3 separate regions of the Homo sapiens genome follow, and regions 2 and 3 are each linked to region 1. A link is a contact called in ENCODE Hi-C or POLR2A ChIA-PET data. All regions are on one chromosome and are shown on one strand. The core of a region is the stretch at or near the end of the contact, and the rest is flanking DNA. Distances in the headings are between cores, read along the strand shown. Region 1 holds the start of NOL7 (nucleolar protein 7). Region 2 has its middle 13 kb from the start of RANBP9. Region 3 has its middle 39 kb from the start of GFOD1.

Region 1 (5,120 bases), core at 847-3,346:
CCTCATTTCATTTGGAGAAATCACAAAGGATTAATTTAATAGTTTAGGCACAGGAGACAGGGAACAGCCTCAAGGGGGCTGTGGCCCAATGGAGAGAGAAATGTAAATGGACAGAATACAATACAGAAGCATTTGCACAGGAGAAAGGCCACACAAAAGCGGAAGTGATGGGAGGTGGGGGGGGGCAAATGAGAAGGTAAAGGTGACACTTGAGCTTGGTTTTAAAAGATGAAAGGGAATTTGCCACCAAATAGATTTGCTCTTACGTTTAATGTATTCAGGATCTGAGTAACTCTTTGGTAAAGTTTTTTTACTGAAAACTTGAGAGTCACTGGCCTAAGCAAAAGGGGGCTGAATTTCTGAATTTAAAGCCTTAAGGGGAGAAAAAGAGGATAGAAAAAAAAAAATTTAGAAGGCTAAATTTAGTAGGGTTTGATCAATTCCCAAAGACGACTATAGCTTTTCGCTTTAAACCATAAAACACCAAAGATGCTAAATGAAGTGGGGAACAGGAAGGACAGGTTGGTGGCAGGTAAGGCAAGTATGGGACAAATCAAGTTTTCAGAGCCTGTGGATAAGTGCCTGCTACCCCACTAAATGATTCAAAACACTTTTTATTCACCACCACCCACTATGCCCTAGTACAATGACAGGCAGTCAACAAAATGTACTGAATGAACACAATGGGATCAGGAATTCAAAAGCTAGCTATGGGAATGAACAAAAATAAATGGTAAAATAAGAAGTAGAACGTTACCTCCGTCTTTCCCATCAAATTCATATACCAAGGTAGCTTTTGAATTTGGGTTCTACAATTCCTTCAGTTATATGGATTCAAATAAATGTACCAGTATATAATTCAAAGATGGGTGTATATAAGCAAGTAATATAAAAAGATCCATTACTTACTTAGTCTGTGAAGCTGTGGTTAACTTCTCCAAAATAGTGTCTGGAAGGAGTTTTCTTTTCTTTTGGAATGAAAACGTTTAAAATTAATAGAAAGTCATGTACATAGTATGTCCGGAGTTGCTTCTGAAGTTACCGCTTTTAAGAATGCCCTACATCTAGGCAAAGAAATGAATTAGGCTGGAAACTGCCCCCATACCTCTAAGCTATGGGAAGACCGGGTCCACAAAACTCCACATTCTCTGAAAGACTTGATGAAAACTAGAAAGGGTGCCCACGGTATTCTAACCCTCAGGTCACTGTTATAAATTGAAAGCAGTTAAGTAATGTCTGCCTGGAGCCAGCTCTCTGTGTCGAGTATCAGACAGCAAAGCAACCATACACTAAGTCTGTACAGCCCTTACAGTTTACAAATCACCTCATTTAATTCTCACAGCAACCTCTTATTTTCAGTTGGTGGACACTAAAGGAGACGAACTTTTTTTTTTTGAGACAGGGTCTCGCTCTGTCGCCCAGGCTGGAGCGCAGTGGTGTGATCTCGGCTCCAGGCAGCCTCGACATCCCGGGCTCCGCCCACCTCGTCCAACTAAAGTACTGCCGCGCCCGGCCCGAGCATCTTTCCACCACTGTCAGAGGCAATCTTGGTGACTGTTTCCCCACTCCAATATCCTGCCAACCCAAATTACATCCACCATAGGAATTCTCCCTGAGCCGAGTTGTTTTAATAAGACACCTCCTCCCTAGCCTCTAACCTTCTGTTCGATGAACAGCTCCTCGCGTCGCTTCCTCTTCTCCTTCAGGAGCGTTTTATCCCTGGGAGGAAGGGTGATAAGTCAGCAAAGGGAAGGACAAGCGGGACGAGAAAGGGCGGTTCTCCCCGCCGGGCAGCGGGCTCCGAACCTGCGCACGGTCTCCCGCACTCGCCGCTCCTCTTCTCTCGCTTCCGCCTGGGCGCTGGCGAAAGTCAGCTCCTCCGGGGCCTCATCGTCAAACTCATCGTCCCCTTCCTCGTCTTCCTCCAGGGGCTCGGCGGCCGCGCCGCTGCTGGGCTGCCCGAGCAACAGCCCGTGCTCCGCCTCCTCCTCCTCCGAGGCCAGCTGGCCCTCGTCCACCATCGCCTCCGCCGACGCCGGGGCGCGAGACGCTCGCGGTCGGAGCTGCACCATGGCCCACGCAGCGCTAGACCGTCTGACCTCTGACCCGGAAGCAGCTACAAGCGGAGCGCAAGCCTACTTTCATCGCCCCCTGCAGGTTCGGAGGTCCTCAGGACGGGTGGGGCGCATGCGCGAAGGGAGGAAGGGCGTGGCCTGTAGGCAGTGGGCGTGTTTCTTTCCACGTGGCCAGCGCAGGCCGCCTTGGAGCCGGATGGACCCCACGGAAAATGCTCTGCCGGCGAAAGCGGCTGGCAATGGGGTTGATTTCAAGGCAGGGAAGAGCCATCGCGCTGCCCTCCTCGGCTGGGATGGCGAGACAGGGCTGGCACGGCTCACGCTGTCCGGTGCTCAGAAAACCGGTAATCGCGGGCCCGAGGCGCTGCTCGCCGCCGTTTTTTGGCCCTGGGTTCCGTCGAGTGGATCCAGCTTGTCAGTCTTTGTGTAGATTTGGCTGCGTTCGCTCCGCACTTCGGAGGAGGTGGCGTTTCATGGGAAGAAATGCGCTCTAGCAGATGGCCGCCGTGGCCAGTCAGCCCTGCTGCCACCGACGAAGACGCGGGCGACAGACCTGGACTCTAAAGAAATCTGCACAGACGTGCCCGGCGCCCTCGGCCTTCCCAGCTCCGCGGCCGCAGCGACGCCGGTTAGGATGTCGGCCCTGTGGGAGGGGCGCCCTTCCTGGTGCCGGGCCCTAACCCACGACCTGGAACAGCAGCTGGCCCGTGGCAAATGCTGAGCATATCTCCTGAAAGAATGGCTTCGCCGGTCCCTAGAGAATGCACCCGAGTTTTGTGGTATATACACATACGTACTTTTTTTCCAAGTATATTTTATTTCTTGGCAAACATGGCCCTTTGTGATCGCTGTGTTTCTCTCCTCCCATCCATTATACAACACTAAGTGATTCATCATTCTTTGAACAAATCAAACTGTTTCACACCTGCCATGCATTTGTACCGACCGTGCTCTTCCCTCTACTGCCGCAGCCCCCCAGGTAGAAGTCCTTTTTATACTTCAAAAATTCCCACCCAGGCAAATTTCAAGCACCTTACCCCTACCCCATCCCACTCTGCCCATCTCTAATTGCGCTGGTCTGAACCCGCACAAATGTCTGTGTAGTTTCTGCACTTCATAACAGCTTATATGACAGTTGCTCCAGCCATTCTGTGAACCCCTGAGGGGAAGGGCCAGGTCTTGCTAGTCATTTTATTTCTAATGTCTATCATCTGGTAGATGTTTAATAAATGCTAAGTTGAATAATTCTATCTTACACATATATTGTATTTTTAATTCTCTTTTCATGTCTTCTGTTTTAGAAGCAATTCTCAATTTAAAAACGACAAAACCAAATAGGAACAAAAATGATAAAACTTGAAAACAACAACAACAAAAAAAGCTGCTGAACCAGAGGTTCAGTATGAGAGGAATTGCAAAGAACAGTTTTGAAATCTCTAGGCCTTAGTCAGATAGAAATTACAAATCAAAAATATAATCAGACTCCCTGAGACACTAACACTAGGAAAATGAATAAAGTTAACTTGGAGCAGCCCAAGAACAAACTTATAAGTGCATGATGGTATTTTATGTGCAAAACTGCTTTATAAGTACTATAAGACTATTACAGGTATTACCAGTGCCCTCAGTGTAAACTCCTTGGCCCACCCATGTAAAGTGTACATCGAGCCCTCAGGGTCCCTGACTGGTTCTCCAGCCGCCCCATAGGCTATGAGCATCCCCGTTCCCTACACAAAGGACCACTGGGATTTATTAAAGGTTATGCCTTGCAATGCAGTACAAAGTTTTATATGATAGTGTCTTGTTGCCTGTTTCTACAAAAGCCAAGGGTGTAACATTAAATGCAATTTTGCAAGGGGCTGAGGTGATGTGGTCCAAGTATGTAATCACTTCAGGGAGCCATATGTGACCTTCATACACTGTTGATAATGGCCATGCCTCCCAGTCAGGCCTGTGACACCTGCTGGACAGCAGGCATTCCAAGGCCCCTAAGCACTGAGTTAGCTGGTAAAGGTTAAGGAAAAAGCTGTATTCTTACTACTTTACTCCAAGGTAGTAAAGTGTATGGAAGATGTACCTGACAGAAATAACTTAAGCATCCCCTGAGAATGACCCTGTATGGCAGATGCATCTGACAGCAATAACTTAAGAAGTGAGGGTTGCCACGTGGAGGCTGCTGAGGGGAGGGTGCTGAGTGAAAGTGCTATGTAAACTGCATGCTTTTTATAAGTGGTTGCAGTTCTGTCCAGCCCGCGGCCACTGGACCACCCTGTAAGGTTCCCCAAATAAACCCTATGTTTCCTTCACTAGCTCCAGGTCTCTTCTTTGGCCTCTTGAACCTGGTGCCATCCCTACTGAAGTTAACAGAGGTCTGGCCCAACCTAAGGGCATCATTTTTTAAAGTCCCATGGAAAAAACTCCCAGCAGAGTTCAGCATCTGGGAACGGTTGGCAGGCCCCACAGGAACCACAGCTTCTGCCTTTATGATGCTGAGAAACACTTCACTGTTGACTTCCCCCATCTAAGGGGGCCAGAGCTAAATTTTGGGCAGCTGTGTTTATCCTGGGGGTCCACATATTTGCATCATTCTTTCTTCTCATCGTGATGTTCTACCTTGTTGGTACTGTTCTCTTCCTTCTTTGTGTGAGTTCCTGTTGTGAGCTTCCCCTTGTTCACTGAGGTAATGTAGCCAAACAAGGTTAAAAAGCCCCCAGTAAGCCGGGTGCGGTGGCTCATGCCCGTAATCTCAGCACTTTGGGAGGCCGAGGCGGGCAGATCACCTGAGGTCGAGAGTTTAAGACCAGCCTGACCAACATGGAGAAACCCCGTCTCTACTAAAAATACAAAATTAGCTGGGTGTGGTGGTACATACCTGTAATCCCAGCTACTCATGAGGCTGAGGCAGGAGAATCTCTTGAACCCGGGAGGCGGAGGTTGCTGTGAGCTGAGATCGCACCACTGCACTCCAGCCTGGGCAACAAGAGTGAAACTCTGTCTCAAAAAAAAAAAAAAAAAGTCCCTAATAAAGCCATATCGTGGGGTAAT
Region 2 (5,120 bases), core at 834-3,333, 110 kb before region 1:
TAGCCCGTTTATTCAAATTTTAACATCAAAAAACCATTTCTTAGCTGAGTGTGACTCCCACTACTGGACACAAATAAGATTGGTCTTTTAAAATTTCTACTCCTATTTCCATTGATAATTCATTATAAAGCTGAAAAGGTTGATACTAAGAAAGTAGAATAATACATTTTAGAACTGTTTTGAAAAAAGAGGGAAGGAACTGCTATTTATTGAGAGCATGCCATATGCCAAGCTTCATGCTAGTTTCTTTCTTGTAGGAAAGAAAATCCATGGATTTTCAGGATAGCCTCCAGAAATTTAAATCAGAATCCTCCAGCCCAATTCACTGAATATTCTAGCTTCTTAGAAACCATTCACCATTCCTTCAACAAACATCTATTGATGGCCTACTATGTGCCAGGAGTAAGAAAAGCACTGAAAGTTACATGGCAGTAAATTCATGTACACAGTATTTGGTGCTTATGACAAAAACCTTCATAGCACATGTAACCTTTTTTAAAATAAGAGCTTTATTGAGATATAATTCACATACCACATAATTTATCCATTTAATATGTACAATTCAGCAGTTTTTAGTATATTCACAAAGTTGTGCAACCATCACCATCATACCTTTTAGAACATTTCACCACCCCCAAAATAAATTTTCTACCCACTAGCAGTCACTCCTCACTCTCTCTTCCCCCCAACTCCTGACAACCACTAATCTACTTTCTGTGTCTATGGATTTGCCTATCCTGAACATTGCATATAAAAGGAAACATAAAATATGTGGTCTTTTGTGATTGGCACCCTTCAATTAGCATAATATTATGAAGGTTCATCTGTGTTGTAACATTCATCAGAACCAGAACTCCATTCCTTTATACTGCTGAATAATGTTCCACTCTATGAATAGACAACATTTTATTTTTAAATGTTTAATTGAATTTAATTAAAAAATTCTTGAGACAGGGTCTCGCTCTGTCACCCAAGCTGGAGAGCAGTGGCATGATCACAGCCCACTGCAGCCTCGACCTCACGGGCTCCAGAGATCCTTCCACCTCAGCCTTCCGAGTAGCTGGGTGTACAGGTGCGCACCATTACGCCTGGCTAACTTTTCTATTTTTTTCTAGAGATAGGGTTTCTTCATGTTGCCCAGGCTGGTCTCAAACTCCTGGACACAAGCGATCCGGCCTCCCAAAGTGCTGAGATTACAGATGTGAGCCACTGTGCCCGGCCAACATTTTATTTATCCATTCATCCATTGATGGATATTTGGATTATTTCTACTTTTTTACTATTATGAATAATGCTGCTATGAACATTTGTGTGCAAGTTTTTATGTGAACATATGTTTTCCTTTCTTTTGGGTATATACCCAGGAGTAGAATTGCTGGGTCATATGGGAAATCTAAGTTTAAGCTTGGAGGAACTGCCATACTGTTTTCACACCTGCAGTGTCTGAGCGTATCAGGGCTCTGATTTCTGCACATCCTTGTCAACACTTGGTATAGTATATGTAATCTTTGCATCATAATTAAACTGTGAACACTTAATTCTTTTTTTTTTTTTTTTTTTTTTGAGACGGAGTCTCTCTCTATCTCCCAGGCTGGAGTGCAGTGGCGTGATCTCGGCTCACTGCAAGCTCCGCCTCCTGGGTTCACGCCATTCTCCTGCCTCAGCCTCCCGAGTAGCTGGGATTACAGGTGCCCGCCATCACGCCCGGCTAATTTTTTGTATTTTTGGTAGAGATGGGGTTTCACCGTGTTAGCCAGGATGGTCTTGATCTCCTGACCTCGTGATCTGCCCGCCTCGGCCTCCCAAAGAGCTGGGATTACAGGTGTGAGCCAACGTGCCCAGCCCCTACACTTAATTCTTAGAATGAAGACCACTGGATGGGTTATAAAGACTTGAAATCAAGCATTATGAAAGTAGCTTGCTTGTGTCATCAAGAAGTATTTAAGGAGTGCCTCCTAGATATAGGGCACTACAATAGGAAATAGGCTCTTTGAAGGTGTTTTTTTGTGGTTGTGTTAAGTAAATGGGGCACCTATGACTCAGATTTCCCTGGCAAGCCAGGAAGTATCTCAAAATCTCCAGGTCTGGTTCTACAGGCAGGGCAGCATGACTGAAAAATCTGGTATTTCAGATCACCCACGGTAGGCAGGGACAAGTAATGATAGCTTTTGGCAAACCTAAGACAGATCCAGGACACCTGTAATTGGCCTGAGTTTCCGGCTTTGAGTTCAGACCTAGCCTTTAGGCCACTAACTGGTGAACCATTGGCCAGATCTGACCCACAGAGGTGTTTTGTTTGACCTGTGAAGTGTTTGGAACGTTTTGATTTGAAATTCCTTTATGCTCTCCACTCTGTTATTGTTTTATACCCGACCTGGTTCACTCTTTTACATTATCTACCTGGCTCATGGAGGTATTTGAGTTTGCAAGTCCTGCTCAGGATGATGCCTTAGTCATATGTTTAAGGCCTGGGCAATTATCAAATAGAATATCATTGCCATAATAAAAAAGCAGAGTTACATCCCTATATCAACAAGAAGCAGTTGTTAAACCCATAATTGTGCAACATGCAACATAGAGAACAGTAAATAGTTGTGACCTATACCTATGAGGACCTTATAAACTAAGGTAAACCATGCTGACACAGACAGACTTTCACATGGTCAACAGAGAGTAGAAAAAGGCATATGGACCATGAAAATAAACATGATGAAGGTCAGTAATGAGCATGGTGGCAACAGCCAAACTTACGGGCTTGTGTTCCTACGTACACACGTATTCTAAAAATCGTCTCTTTATGAAAGACCCTCTTCCCAGATTAAACCTATTAAAATGTGAACTTATTTGATGGACATATTTGCAAGACTTGTGACATTCCAACATTGCTCAGTAATGCCAACATTCAGAGAGTTCTCTTAAGGCAGATGTAGTCATTGAAATGATCAGGTGTGTGATTAGAAATGTGACTGGAAGGCCAGGTGCAGTGGCTCTCACCTGTAATCCCAGCACTGTGGGAGGCCGAGGCAGGTGGATCACCTAAGGTCAGAAGTTTGAGACCAGCCTAGCCAACATGGTAGACCCCGTTTCTACTAAAAATACAAAAATTAGCCTGGTGGGGTGGCAGGAGCCTGTAATCCCTGCTACTCAGGAGGCTGAGGCATTAAAATCATCTGTATCTGGGAGGCGAAGGTTGCAGTGAGCTGAGATGGCACCACTGCACTCCAGCCTGGGTGACAGAGTGAGACTCCATCTCAAAAAAAAAAAAAAAAAAGCATCCTTGGATGCTCTTGGTGCCCTGAGCATGTCCTGTCACCTGCTGATGCACCCATCTCAGGCCACAGGGAATGTTGCCAGTGACTCATAGCCACACCCTCACCTCCTTGCCCAGAGATCCCTCGGATGTTATACCACCCCAGGGAGGAATGTGGTCTGCAGCTAATGAGTGGTTAATACAGGCTTTAAAAGCCCTGGACTCTTGCCTTAAGGTGGGATGACTGCATGGTGCACACACACTCCAGAGCTTCCTGTGGGGTTAGGCTGGAGCCAGACCTCACCGAGCTTACATCTTCGCCTGGCTTCCTCCCCGTGCTAGTTTACTTCCCTTATTCCCCTACACATTTCACTTGAGAGCACTCTGTCAAAAGATCACAGGTACCAGAAACCCCATCTCAGCCTCCGTTTCTAGGAAACCTGATCTGGGACACCTAACCTACCCTACAAAATTGTCCTTATGGGGTCAAATTTTTAAATAGTTATTAAAGCATAATACACATGACATTAGGCATGTAATGGTTAGAAAGTAACAGCCCTGAGCTGCAGCAGTCATGGTGACCCTCTAATAGTCCCTTAAAGGCAGTTTTATGGCATTAATGCCTCTGCCCAGTGGAAGAGCCATTTCAGTTCATACTTCAATCATAAAATTACTTTTCCATCAAACCAGAATGCTTATATAACCCCTTCCTTTACTGAAATGTGGCCAGAACCGAGAGAGAGAGAGAGAGCTATAAAATTATGAAGACAAGCAGTGAGCCTAGATTGCCTTATTGACGTACATAATTTATATAACCAAGCTCTGTATCTTACAGAAAAGTACTTTCAAATAGAAAGTGCTTTGATTTTGATGAGAGAACTGTGATTGTTATATCACTCTGGCTTCTACAATGCACAGTATACCTAATTGTCTTAACAACTTTGTGCAACATTTTTCCTGAAACCTAAAAAGTTTGCAGTGTGTGTATGTGTGGATTGGTTTCCAAGGGCTGCTGTAACAAATGGCCACAAATTTGGTGGCTTACCACAACAGAAGTTTATTCTCTCACAGCACTGGAGGCCAGAAGTCTGCAATCAAGATGTCATAGGGCTACACTCCCTCCAGCTCCACAGGAGAGGGTCCATTCTTTGCCTTTTCCAGGTTCTGGTGGCTGGTGGCATTCCTTGACTTGTGGCAGCATCTCTCTAGGCTCCATTTTCACACGGTCTTCCCTTCTCTGCGTGTCTTTTCTGTCTCAAATCTCCCTCTGCCTCTCTCTTATAAGGATACTTGTCATTGGATTTAGGGCCTGCAAGGATAATCCAGGATGATCTTGTTCAAGATCCTTAACTTAATGACATTTGCAAGGACCCTTTTACCAAATAAAGTCAGAGTCACAGGTTCTAGGGATTTGAGGTGGACAGCTTTCTAGGGTGCCATTTTTGGTTCTACCACAGTGTTTATAAACGTGGGTGTGCACAACCACAGGAAGATAAGGAGGGGTGTATATATTTGAAGAACCTGATCAGAGCTTGTACATTTAGCTTGTACAGTCTAACTTGTACATTTAGACTCACATTGAACATCCACAATCTTAACTCCTTTCTTTTTTTTCTTGAGACGGAGTCTCACTCTGTCGCCCAGGGTTGAGTGCAGTGGAGCGATCTGGGCTCACTGCAACCTCTGCTTCCCGGGTTCAAGCAGTTCTCCTGCCTTGGCCTACGAAGTAACTGGGATTACAGGCACTCGGCACCACGCCCAGCTAATTTTTTGTATTTTTAGTAGAGATGGGTTTTCACCATGTTGGCCAGGCTGGTTACACACTCCTGACCTGAAGTGATCTGCCCACCTCGGCCTCCCTGAGTGCTGG
Region 3 (5,120 bases), core at 1,425-3,924, 89 kb after region 1:
TGATTTGGCATTTTGTGAAATCGTTCTTCACTTGAGAGCAGTTCTTGTCAAACAGTATCAGGATTTTGATGTTAAAGGTGCCTTGGGAGATGAAGCTGACTGACAGGTGATACAGGAAGCAGGAAAGCCCTCCCTCCTCAATCCCATTCAAGTTAAATAAAACCCATTTTTATGGCTAACTATATATATAAATTCCTCTTCCAGTCAGCCCCGCTCCCTCGCCTGCCCAAACATTACAAAGCAGTTGTCACCTGGGCTTTGAGATTCTGGGTCTCCTAAATGGCCCAGCAGGCTGGGAGGGCCGCCCCAGGTTGCTGCGGGCCTCACGGTTTGGCCATAAGCAGGCCCTGCATTGCCTGTATTGTTTTGGGGCCCTGGAGGTTGCTTTTTGTTTTCAAGCTTGCTTACCTCTACTCTCTCTGTTTTCCTGATTATCAGGAGAAAGCCCTTCCTCTCCCCCTTCCATGGTGACAGCCTGAGCTGTGCGTGCGTTTCCCGCCCTCTCCTTTCCTCCTTTCCCACTCTAAATGCTTGGCAGGCAGACACAACTCCCTATCAGAGGTGTTGGTGCAGAAGTTGTCACCTCTGCCTACATTGACAACTACACACTGTCTGCTCCAGGACTGTGTAAGCACAGCCAGGCTGGAAATTGATTTGCTCTTTGTTGCTGCCTTCCTCTTGAATTACATTTTTTTAAAAAAAAGAAAAGTGAGAGAAGCTAAAAGTAAAAAGACAGATGCAGAAGAGAAATACAGCTCTCAGATCTTGCTTCAACTCATCTTTCTTTTGGGGGAGGGGATTTCTTTCCCTTGGCTTTATTGAAATATAATTGACAAATAAAAAATAGAAATTAAAGGCATACAACACGGTAATTTGATATAAATATATATTCTGAAATGACTACTAGCATCAAGTTAATCAACACAAATGTCACCTTATATAGTTACTGTTTCGTTTCTTGTGTGATGAAAACACTCCATTTGCTCTCTTAGCAAATTTCAAGTATATAATACACGATTATTAAATATAACCACCAGGCTGTGCATTAGAGCCTCAGAACTGATTCCTCTTACAACTCAGGTTTGTATCCTTTGACCATGTCCCCATTTCCCCTGACTTCCCAGCCCCCCAAACCCCATTCTACTATGAGTTTGACATTTTTAGATTCCACAAATAAGTGAGGTCATGCAATATTTGTCTTTCTGTGTCTGGCTTATTTCATTTAGCATAATGTTCTCATCTATGTTATAAATAACAGGATTTCCTCCTTTTTATCAATGAAGAATACATATATACGTGTATATATGTACATATACACGTATATACACATATATATGTACATATATATGTACGTATATATATGTATATACGTATATATGTACATATATACATATATATATATATAATGTGTGTGTGTCCCATTTTGTTTAACCATCCCTCTGCTAATAGGCACTTAGATTGTTTCTACATCTTGGCTACTGCGTGACTAATGCTGCAACGAACACAAAGGTACAGATATCTCTTCCACACGCTGATTTCACTTTTTGTGGATATATACCCAGAAGTAGGAATGCTGGATCATATGGCAGTCCTATGATTATTTTTTGAGGAACCAACCCATTCTTTATCAAAGTGGAGGAACCAAGAAGGAAGTCCTGTTTAATATATGAGGCCAGGCAGTAAGGCCCTGCAGTCACTGATTGAATGCCACAAGAAAGGGAAGACGGCACAGCCTCTGGGAAAAGATATTGGTGCTCCTTTTAATGTTTGGTGTGCTTAACACAGTTGCTTTTTTTTTTTTGAGATGGAGTTTTGCTCTTGTTGCCCAGGCTGGAGTGCAATGGCGTGATCTTGGCTCACCGCAACCTCTGCTTCCCGGGTTCAAGTGATTCAGCCTTCTGAGTAGCTGGAATTACAGGCATGTGCCACCACGCCCAGCTAATTTTGTATTTTTAGTAGAGATGGGGTTTCTACATGTTGGTCAGGCTGGTTTCATACTCCTCACCTCAGGTGATCCGCCCACCTCGGCCTCCCAAAGTGCTGGGATTAGAGGTGTGAGCCACCACACCCGGCCCACAGTTGCATTTTTAGAGAAAACATGAGCCAGAGCACATTGGTGCTGAAGCAACTAGTGCTCAAATGCTGTGTGGCTTTGGCTAAAGCCCTTGTGTGGGCAGGGTCAGGATGAGAGGGGTCATCCCCATTCATTCTCCACCTCTCTCTACCCTGACTGTGTGGCCCAGGAGATGCATCTCTAGGGACAGCTTCACCAAAGCTCTTTGCCTGACAGCTTCTGGGCATTCCTGGCTAATGGGGGCACCTGGCGGGGATGGAAGGGAGGAAGGCCGCCCTGGCAGTGGCTTTGTCCCACAGCTCCTGGGAAGCAGTCCCTCTCCCAGCTCTGGCGGTCACTGGGCTGCGGTACCATATTCTGTCCCTTTGCCCCTGCAGTGCTAGGGGGGTAACCACTCCCAGCGTTTGTTTTCTCTGGTGCCACACCGCCCCTGGTGCCACACCGCCCCTGGTAGAGTCAGTCCTTTCATCCTGCCTGCACTTCCGTAAATAGTCCCCTCATTACATTTTTTTTTTTTTTTTCAGTTAAGCAATTTGGAGTGTGCCATCTGTTTCCTGCCCGGCTCTGGCTGATACTGTGACTAACCTTTTCACTGAGGCTTAAAATAAGTTGGTGATGCCTGTTTACACGGATTTAGTAGCCAACACCTGCAGCTTGCTGTTTTAGGTCTGAGCTTGCAAATGAGCCCCTCTTGCCAGGGTCTTAACTGTTGACTCTGTACTTTCCAAATTTTCTATAGGGGTGCTTATTATTTTGTTTCCTAGCCTGAGTTTGCGGTTTGCAGTGAAGTAGGACTAGCAAAAATTTAGGAAGCTATAGGATAGAGTGGTATGGCTGCATGACCTCAGCAATTGCTTAACCTCCTTGTGCCTCAGTTTTCCTCATCCCTAAGATGGGCATCATAATAGCACAACCTTATCTTATAGGGTTTTCCTGAGGGTTAACTAAATTTAAGTGTGTAAAGTACATAGCATAGGGCATGGCACATAGTAAATGCTCAAAACAGGTAGTTCTTATTATTATTTTATTGGAGGAAGGGTTTTACTCAGAATTATATGATAAGGTTAGAATCCCAGCTCTGCCATTGAGTAGATGGGTGACCTTGGAACTATTACTTAAACTCTTAAACTCTTCGAGTCTAAACATCTACATGGGATTAGTAATGCTTGTCTCACTTAGTGGTTGTCAGACCAAAATGTGATCATGTGTAGGAAAGGTCTTTGTAAATATTTGTTTTGTTTTGAGACAGGGTCTCACTCCAACGCCCAGGCTGGAGTGCAGTAGCACGATCTCAGCTTACTGGGTTCAAGTGATTCTCTTGCCTCAGCCTCCCGAGTAGCTAGGATTACAGGCATCCGCCACCACGCCTGGCTAATTTTTGTACTTTTAGTAGAGACGGGGTTTCACCATGTTGGACAGGCTGGTGTTGAACCCCTGTCCTCAAGTGATCTGCCTGCCTCAGCCTCCCAAAGTGCTGGAATTATAGGTGTGAGCCACCATGCCTAGCTGGTCTTTGTAAATTCTAAACCACAAATATGAAGTACAAACTGAAGATCATCTGATCTACACATTGTAGAAGATTCCTTTTTGTCCTGCATGGGTCTTTGCTCTGGTTCATAAGTTAGGAGGGTTTCCTAAAGGAAAAATGGGTGTTTGTTTCTCGTCTAATCATTATGGGGAATGTAGTTTTATCCGGGGAAGAGAAGAGAAAAGGCAGTGTGGTGATTTTGGAGGGAATTTGTCATGGTGATGCAGGAGGAGTGAGCATGTGTCAGGGAGGTATAATTTATTTTTCAGCTTTCTGGAAGCATGATGCTCTTCAGAAGCCTGAGGCCAGCACTCCCTGGCTAGGAGGCAGGCATGTCTAGAAACCTGGGTGACAAGGAAGGATAAGGCAGGGGAAGACCTGTGTTAAAACTTGCGCCATGTTGGCCAGGCTGGTTTTGAACTCCTGACCTCAAATGATCCACCCACCTCAGCCTCCCAAAGTGTTGGGGTTAGAGACGTGAGCCACCACATTAGCCGGGCATGGTGGTGGGCACCTGTAATCCCAGCTACTCAGGAGGCTGAGGCAGGAGAATCGCTCGTGCCCAGGAGGTGGAGGTTGCAGTGAGCAGAGATTGCGCCACTGCACTCCAGCCTGGGCAACAGAGCAAGACTCCGTCTCAAAAAAAAAGAAAAGAAAAACTTTAGACAAGGTGAATTTAATAGAGTTTAATTAAGCAAAGAGTGATTTGCAAATCGGGCAGCCTCCGAAATCAGAAAAGGTTTAGAGAAACTGGCAATTCCGCATGGTTGGAGAGGATTTAGGGACAGAAAAATGAAAGGGACAGTGACTACTGAAACAGCCAGATTGGTTACCGCCTGGCTTCTGCCTTATTTGCACATGGTGTGAACAGCTGGCTGCTTGTTGTGATTGGCTGAGACTCCACTACTTGTTCCTAGAGTAATTTACAATCTGTTTATACCTCTAGTTGGGTTACAGTTCACTGTGTATGGAGACACCTTTAAGCTGAATGTAAACTATGTAAGGAGGCAACTTCAGGCTAAACTGGAATATTCAGCCATGAGAAAAGAGACAGTGCAACTGGGCTGGAATGGACGGAGAGTTGAGGGGCTACAGAGACCACCACTGCTTATCTGAAGGGCCCAGCCTGGGAGTGCGACACTAGACTGCATGGGCACCTAAGGCTGTCCCAGGATGTTTGTGTTTACATTTCCTCTTAAGTGGGCCTCCCTCTACAGGAGCCAGTATATGGGATGCTGCTTAAATAGATCGTGCTCCCCACTCCCAAAAGTGGTCCTTGTCCACATCTCCGGCTGTTTTTGGTACAGAGGTGCAGAAAAAAGTTTGCTGTTACAGTTTCCGGTTCTGGGCTCCAACCACCCACATATAATTTGCTCTGTTCTTCTTGCCCTAGGTGATTTCTGGAAAATCCTGCTGGCTCAGCTCCTCTGTGATCTTGCTGACTTTCCACAGCATGGCCTGAGGCCCATAGCACGCTCAGAGCCCGCAGTCCTCCCTGAGCCTGGCCAGCTAGCGGCA

What was found. A loop is a pair of places that touch in the nucleus more often than their neighbours do. ChIA-PET counts read pairs that join two places held with the same protein, here RNA polymerase II (POLR2A). Pooled maps may share reads with other maps.
Region 2: a loop to region 1 is called in a pooled map, with 3 times the contacts of the local background. The contact joins the enhancer-like site here to the promoter of NOL7 in region 1. A Hi-C loop is called at or near these places in 60 of 168 maps with a recorded cell type or tissue (B cell, CD14-positive monocyte, CD4-positive, alpha-beta T cell and 36 more), 36 of 37 single-sample maps with no recorded cell type and 46 of 50 pooled maps. POLR2A ChIA-PET finds 5 or more read pairs at or near these places in 32 of 52 experiments (A549, AG04449, AG04450 and 26 more).
Region 3: a loop to region 1 is called in a map of B cell, with 11 times the contacts of the local background. The contact joins the enhancer-like site here to the promoter of NOL7 in region 1. A Hi-C loop is called at or near these places in 3 of 168 maps with a recorded cell type or tissue (B cell, OCI-LY7 and endothelial cell of umbilical vein), 3 of 37 single-sample maps with no recorded cell type and 8 of 50 pooled maps. POLR2A ChIA-PET finds 5 or more read pairs at or near these places in 7 of 52 experiments (B cell, CD4-positive, alpha-beta T cell, K562 and 4 more).

The regions. Positions count from the first base shown.
Region 1 is chr6:13,612,311-13,617,430 of GRCh38, reverse strand. It overlaps NOL7 (nucleolar protein 7), which reads right to left and starts at 2,096. Exons shown (of 8, transcript NM_016167.5): 1 at 1,807-2,096; 2 at 1,659-1,719; 3 at 910-968. The coding sequence starts at 2,072. It overlaps SIRT5 (sirtuin 5), which reads right to left. Exons shown (of 10, transcript NM_012241.5): 10 at 2,273-5,120. It overlaps LOC124901263 (a long non-coding RNA gene), which reads left to right and starts at 2,229. Exons shown (of 2, transcript XR_007059461.1): 1 at 2,229-5,120. RefSeq lists an enhancer at 2,714-2,883.
Region 2 is chr6:13,722,719-13,727,838 of GRCh38, reverse strand. No RefSeq gene overlaps it. Among named protein-coding and RNA genes, the nearest start is that of RANBP9, 13 kb to the right of the region's middle. Within about 2 kb of position 2,083, at least 7 of the 41 ENCODE cell types and tissues checked have a DNase peak (open chromatin) inside an H3K27ac peak, as active enhancers do; they include PC-9, mammary epithelial cell, natural killer cell and 1 more, where a contact is called at or near this core.
Region 3 is chr6:13,524,370-13,529,489 of GRCh38, reverse strand. No RefSeq gene overlaps it. Among named protein-coding and RNA genes, the nearest start is that of GFOD1, 39 kb to the right of the region's middle. RefSeq lists an enhancer at 2,556-2,675. Within about 2 kb of position 2,674, at least 14 of the 41 ENCODE cell types and tissues checked have a DNase peak (open chromatin) inside an H3K27ac peak, as active enhancers do; they include B cell and OCI-LY7, where a contact is called at or near this core.